Regions from separate parts of the Mus musculus genome. Here region 2 is linked to region 1. The links are chromatin loops, found by intact Hi-C in ENCODE. Cell type or tissue: left cerebral cortex. All regions are shown on one strand.

Region 1 (2,500 bases):
TTTAAGTCTGGGTGGGTCGCTGGTTGAATGCCTAAGGGAGAAATGCAGAAGGATACTGTGTAACTTTTGGAGAAGTGGCGGTGATACTCATTATGGTTCTGCAGTCTCTACTCTCAGGATGACTCCTCTCAGCAAGTTCTCACTTAGAAACTGGCGGCCATATTTTAATGTAAAAACCTCCAGGTCACGTGGACAATGGAGGTAGCATGAAGGACTACCCCTGGCCAACCAGCTTTCAAACTCTCTCCCTGATGCCACTGACCAGAGAATATTTTTAGAAGTGGATCTTGTGGTCCTCACTGTTCCAGCCACCAGCCATTTGAGTTTCCCAGCTGCAGATCTGCAGACAATGGAGGGAGAAATGCCGCCTCTCTTATGTTCTCACCGTAGAGTATGATCATTCAAAACAACAAAACAAAAACATACAAACCAAAATCCGGCCATGTCAAGCTGATCAATTCGAGGGTCACTTGTTACATTGTAGGAATAAATAGAACACGTATGAGGCCCTATGTCCACTTAAAATGTCAGCGATTCCCAGACAATAAAGTCCTAATTCCTCTGCCCGCCCCCAGCACTAACCTGTTTCCTACCCACCTTAGCAGCTCCAGGCCCAGCTTTACTGCAGGTCTGGATTCCCCCTGCTATCATAGGCTCCCATGTGTTGGCACCCACAATGGCTCTGTCTGGGTGTCACAAAGATAGCCACAGGAAATTGGGGAAATAGAAATCTATTTCCCTCTCTGGGTTCATTTTCCTCAGAGACAAATAATGATAGAGGGAACCCAAAAGAGATCCAGGTATTCTGCGAATTCATAGAATGGAGGTTAGTTTCGGGATCTTTAGATGAAATGTCATTTATGCATATGGGTTTTGGAAAGAGATCACCTGCTCCACATTATCATGGACGATTATGCTTTAATTGCTCCATCTAGAAAACACAGTACTATGTAGTGCTTTGTACAGTTAAGGCAGGCATTGAATGTGGTTAAGAGTTTGGGATGCTGCCCAACAGAGGATGCTGTGATAAACATTTAAAATAAAACATACCTACAAGTAGTTTCTGTTGGCCATTAAATCTTGACCTGCATCACTTTCTGGGAGGGGCTTTAGTGACTGATAACTCCCCTACAGTTGGATGCATGGGAAGGTCCCAGTCCCAGAACCTTCGAACCTTCAGCATATCCCAGCCAATTTGTCACTGGCTCTGCGGTACTATCATTGTAATGACTACAATCCTGCAGGCTACCTTGTAGACTTAAAATATTTATCTATTTAGAAGTGTAGTCTTGCTCAAGTTGGTCTTGAATTTGATAGGAAGAGAGCCTCCTACCTACACCTCTCAAGGATGGGATTGCAGCCATGAAGCACGTGCCCCGCTAGAGGAGGTCATTTTCATCGGAGTAGATGAAGGGTCTTATTGAAAAGACTGAATTAGGCTCTTGGTTTGGACTCTTGCCAAGTCTATTCGCTTATTCCCACCGGTGCATCGTTAACACCAGGGGGCGCTGTGGGCGCACCGCATCTTCACCAGGTAGTCATAACTGGCCCAGATGTCCCGCAGCAGCACACTGGTCAGGGCATGGTTCCCACTACCAGCTCCGTGGCTCCCTCAAGCAAGCATTCCTTTCCATTTTCGTTTCTATGTGTGTGAACTTATACGTGAGACAGTGTGTGTGTGTGTGTGTGTGTGTGTGTGTGTGTGTGTGTGGGCGCGTGAAGGGAACATCTCTTGCAGACATGCATGGGTTTATAAAGCTGTAAGCTATATTTCTCGCTTCCAGTCCTATCAGCATCTGTGACTCGAAACACGTTGCTTTTTCTCCGTGACTCGAAATGCAAAGTGTTTCTAGGTTTCAGGCTTCAAGCGTCCCTAGCCCCCACCTCCCTAGCATTAAATGCACACTCCAGAAGAGAGATTCAACCTTGAGGCTTTTCCAACTGAATCAGCCTAGTGCACGCCCAGCTCTCCAGGACCTTGAGTGAGGTTCTCAGTTCACCTGTGCTAGGAGGGTGAGGCACATCCATCCCTCTGGGTACCTAGACCACCAGCATCCTTGCGCTCTCCTTGCGCTTTCTTCCCTTGCTGGGGTCTCCATTGCTGGTGAACCAAGGGCTTTGCAGAGAGGTGTGGAGGGGGCGGGGAAGGGGCCCGGAGGGGAGGGGCGAGGGAGCGCTGTCACAGAGTGTCACGCTGCCCCTCCCGCCCTCCGCCCGGAGTGGGGGCGTGGAGCGCGGGAGGGCGGGCTTCTCCGCCAGCCTCGCAGCACCCGGAGCGCACTGGCCTCCTGAGAAGGGCGCATAGCGCGCTGCCAGGAGCCCGCAGCCGGCCGCCGTCTGCCCTGGTGCCCCGGGCGGCTGCAGGGTTCCTGGAGAGCGCGTCCAGCCATGGAGCCTTTGCACAAAGACGCCGAGACCGCGGCGGCGGCGGCGGCTGTGGCAGCGGCAGATCCCCGGGGGGCATCGTCGTCCAGCGGGGTGGTCGTGCAGGTTCGCGAGA
Region 2 (2,500 bases), 84 kb before region 1:
ATAAGGAGAAATAATAGAAGCAGTGTGGTATCTTGGTACCCACTGGGTGAATGTCTTTTCCCCCTTCCCTCCCCCCCTTAAGAACTGAAGCCCCATTGAGGGCTAGCCTGCCTCTTCTAAAACACATTACTGCAGCTGGACAGCAAGGGAAATCAATTGCCTCGACCATTAGCAGCGTGAGCTTGGGTAACTGAGTGTTTGGGGGAGGTGGGAACAGGGCAGGTGAGAACCACACTAGCAAAGACGGGAAGGAATCTGCAAAACCAGAAGCCTAGGAGGCAGGAGCCACTGGAACGCCAGGACCCGTCATCCCACCACCTCCTGACCATCTCGGAAGCGTCAGTGAAGAGACCAGATAGCTGCAGAAAGCGCCGAGACCTCGGGAAGTTTGGAGAAAATGTTATTTCCAAGTAGAAATCAGGCCCAAAGCGAATGCACTGTAAAGAAATGGCACTGCTTTGCATAACTAAAATAGAAATACCGAGAGTGAGCGGATGTTGAAAGGATCATCAAAAATAGGCTTAAGGGGAAAAAAAAATCTTCTGTATTCATGGAGGACAATAATCTTCCGGGACAAGATAGGCCCAAATCAGAGCAGCTTTAAAGACCGCGCGCACACCCTCCACCCCGACGCCGAGAAGGCAGTGAAATAAACAAAAACTCTGCGACCATCCAGACCCAGCGAAGAGGCAGGCCCCTTGTCTTTACAAAGCCAGAGGCACTTACGCCAGATGCTCTTACTTCCCGGGCTTTTCTTGCAGGGTAAGCGCAATGTCCCGGAAGGGGTCGGCCCAATGGGCCTCAAGGACCTCCGCGGCAGCGCCGCGGGTCTTTCCCGCCCTTCTCTCCCGGTCCGGCTGAGCCGCAGGGCGGAGTGAGGCGGCCCCGAGCCCACACAGCCGCCCAGGCCGCGTCGCCCTGCGCCTCCGGCCCGGCCCCGTCGCACCTGCACCATGATGGCCATGCGGAGGGAGTCCTTGGGAATACTCTCGCTGCATTTCTTGCAAGAGGCGCGCCCGCTCTTCGCGTACTCCACTCGATAAAGCCTCTCCGAGGCCTCCGCCATCCTCCTTCTCGTGCTGCAGCGGCAGCCCGACGCCGCCGCTGGTGCGCTCCGCTAACGTGTCGGTTTCCCCCGCAAGCGTGCAGAGCCGCCTCCGCTCAGGATAGATTACTGATGCCTAGCGGCGGGACCGCCCCCCCAAGCTCGCGCGCGGAGGGCGGGGCCTCAGCTCATAGGGCGGGGCTTCAGCACGTGTCCTTGGGAGGTTGGGTCCCAGCGCGACTGCGCCTGTGCACGCTGGTCTCTGCCTCTGGGAAGGGGCCAGGGCGGGGACCCGGGGAATCTGACAGGCGCCACCCCTTTTGTCGGTTTGTCCCAGAAAGGCTTTTTGTTCGCCCAAATAATTCCACCTCACCCACTTGCATTTTTTTCTAGGTATGTCTAGAGCGAACCCTGCTGACCCTAAGTGTAGTATTCTGCTTTGCAGCCTCCACATTGCTGACACAGAAAACCAACTAAAGCCTGATTTTTCATTCTTAGTAAACTTAAATGCATAACTATAAATTCCAAGAGAATGAGCAGAACCCGTGACAGTTGGTAGTAGTTACAACAGATGTCGTGTGTTCTCATCCCCCATCTCCGCGCTAACACAGGACAGGGTGTCTCAGTGTTGCCCTGGCTGCCCTGAAACTTGTTCTGTAGATCAGGCTGGCCTTGAACTCACAGGGATCCATGTGCCTTTGCCTCCTGAGTGCTTGGGATTAAGGGCGTGTGACACCATCTCCGGCAACAGATATTTTCCTGGGGAGATCCCAAAATATTTTAGGTTATCGACAATTAAAGTTATAGGTATTGTTAAACTTGCTACTGTTAGATCTTGTTATTTAATGTAGCACTACAATCTTTAACATTATTGGTCTTTTTTTTTTTTTAATAATTATATGAGCGTGATGCAGGGTCTCACTATAAAGCCCTGGCTGGCCATGAAGATGAAGTCGGCTTCAAACTCACAGAGATCCACTTGCCTGTGTCCTAAAGTGTGGGTAAACTGCATGTCTGGCAGCAAACTGGCTGGTGAGCTGTGGCCTACTTGTCTATGAATCATTCCTGATTGAGCAGGTATGAACTGGCTCTAGGTATCTGCTTTGTGCTTCCTCTGTTGCTGCTCTTTTTCTAACCCTGCCCTCCCTTGTTGAGACCCTCTCGTGGCAGAGAGAGACAGGACACATGGCTGTTCCCTAACCTAGTCCAGGGAGTGGGGTCCTTCCACTTTGCCTTGTAACTGATCCCGTGGGTAACCACCCCAGCAAATTCTCCTTTGCTGCAGAGGGTCTAAACCAGGCAGGCTAGCCTATCTCAGACTTAAAAAACAGAAAATCTCCCAGACCAAATTACAATGTGTGAATTGCAGGCATGTTTTGCCTGTATAAATATTTATATATCATGTGTGTTTGGTGTTTGCTGAGTCCAGAAGACGTTTTCATATCTCCTGACTGG

The links. A loop is a pair of places that touch in the nucleus more often than their neighbours do. Peaks named below come from ENCODE experiments on the same cell type or tissue, not always from the same donor. Only the 100,000 strongest peaks of a DNase experiment are listed, where the experiment ranks them.
Region 2: a loop joins it to region 1, with 4 times the contacts of the local background. A loop is called at or near these places in 10 of 42 quality-filtered maps.

The regions. Positions count from the first base shown.
Region 1 is chr1:180,483,218-180,485,717 of GRCm38, reverse strand. Stum (mechanosensory transduction mediator) reads left to right here and starts at 2,214. Exons shown (of 4, transcript NM_001081227.2): 1 at 2,214-2,500. The coding sequence starts at 2,389. In left cerebral cortex, a CTCF peak has its summit at 1,489 (motif pointing right); DNase peaks (open chromatin) are centred at 1,691 and 2,188; H3K4me3 peaks cover 697 bases; H3K27ac peaks cover 704 bases.
Region 2 is chr1:180,567,600-180,570,099 of GRCm38, reverse strand. It overlaps Parp1 (poly (ADP-ribose) polymerase family, member 1), which reads right to left and starts at 1,209. Exons shown (of 23, transcript NM_007415.3): 1 at 947-1,209. The coding sequence starts at 1,066. It overlaps Gm31986 (a long non-coding RNA gene), which reads left to right and starts at 1,201. Exons shown (of 4, transcript XR_001779573.2): 1 at 1,201-2,122. In left cerebral cortex, no CTCF peak of the experiment used is centred here; DNase peaks (open chromatin) are centred at 447, 781 and 1,231; H3K4me3 peaks cover 1,754 bases; H3K27ac peaks cover 1,454 bases.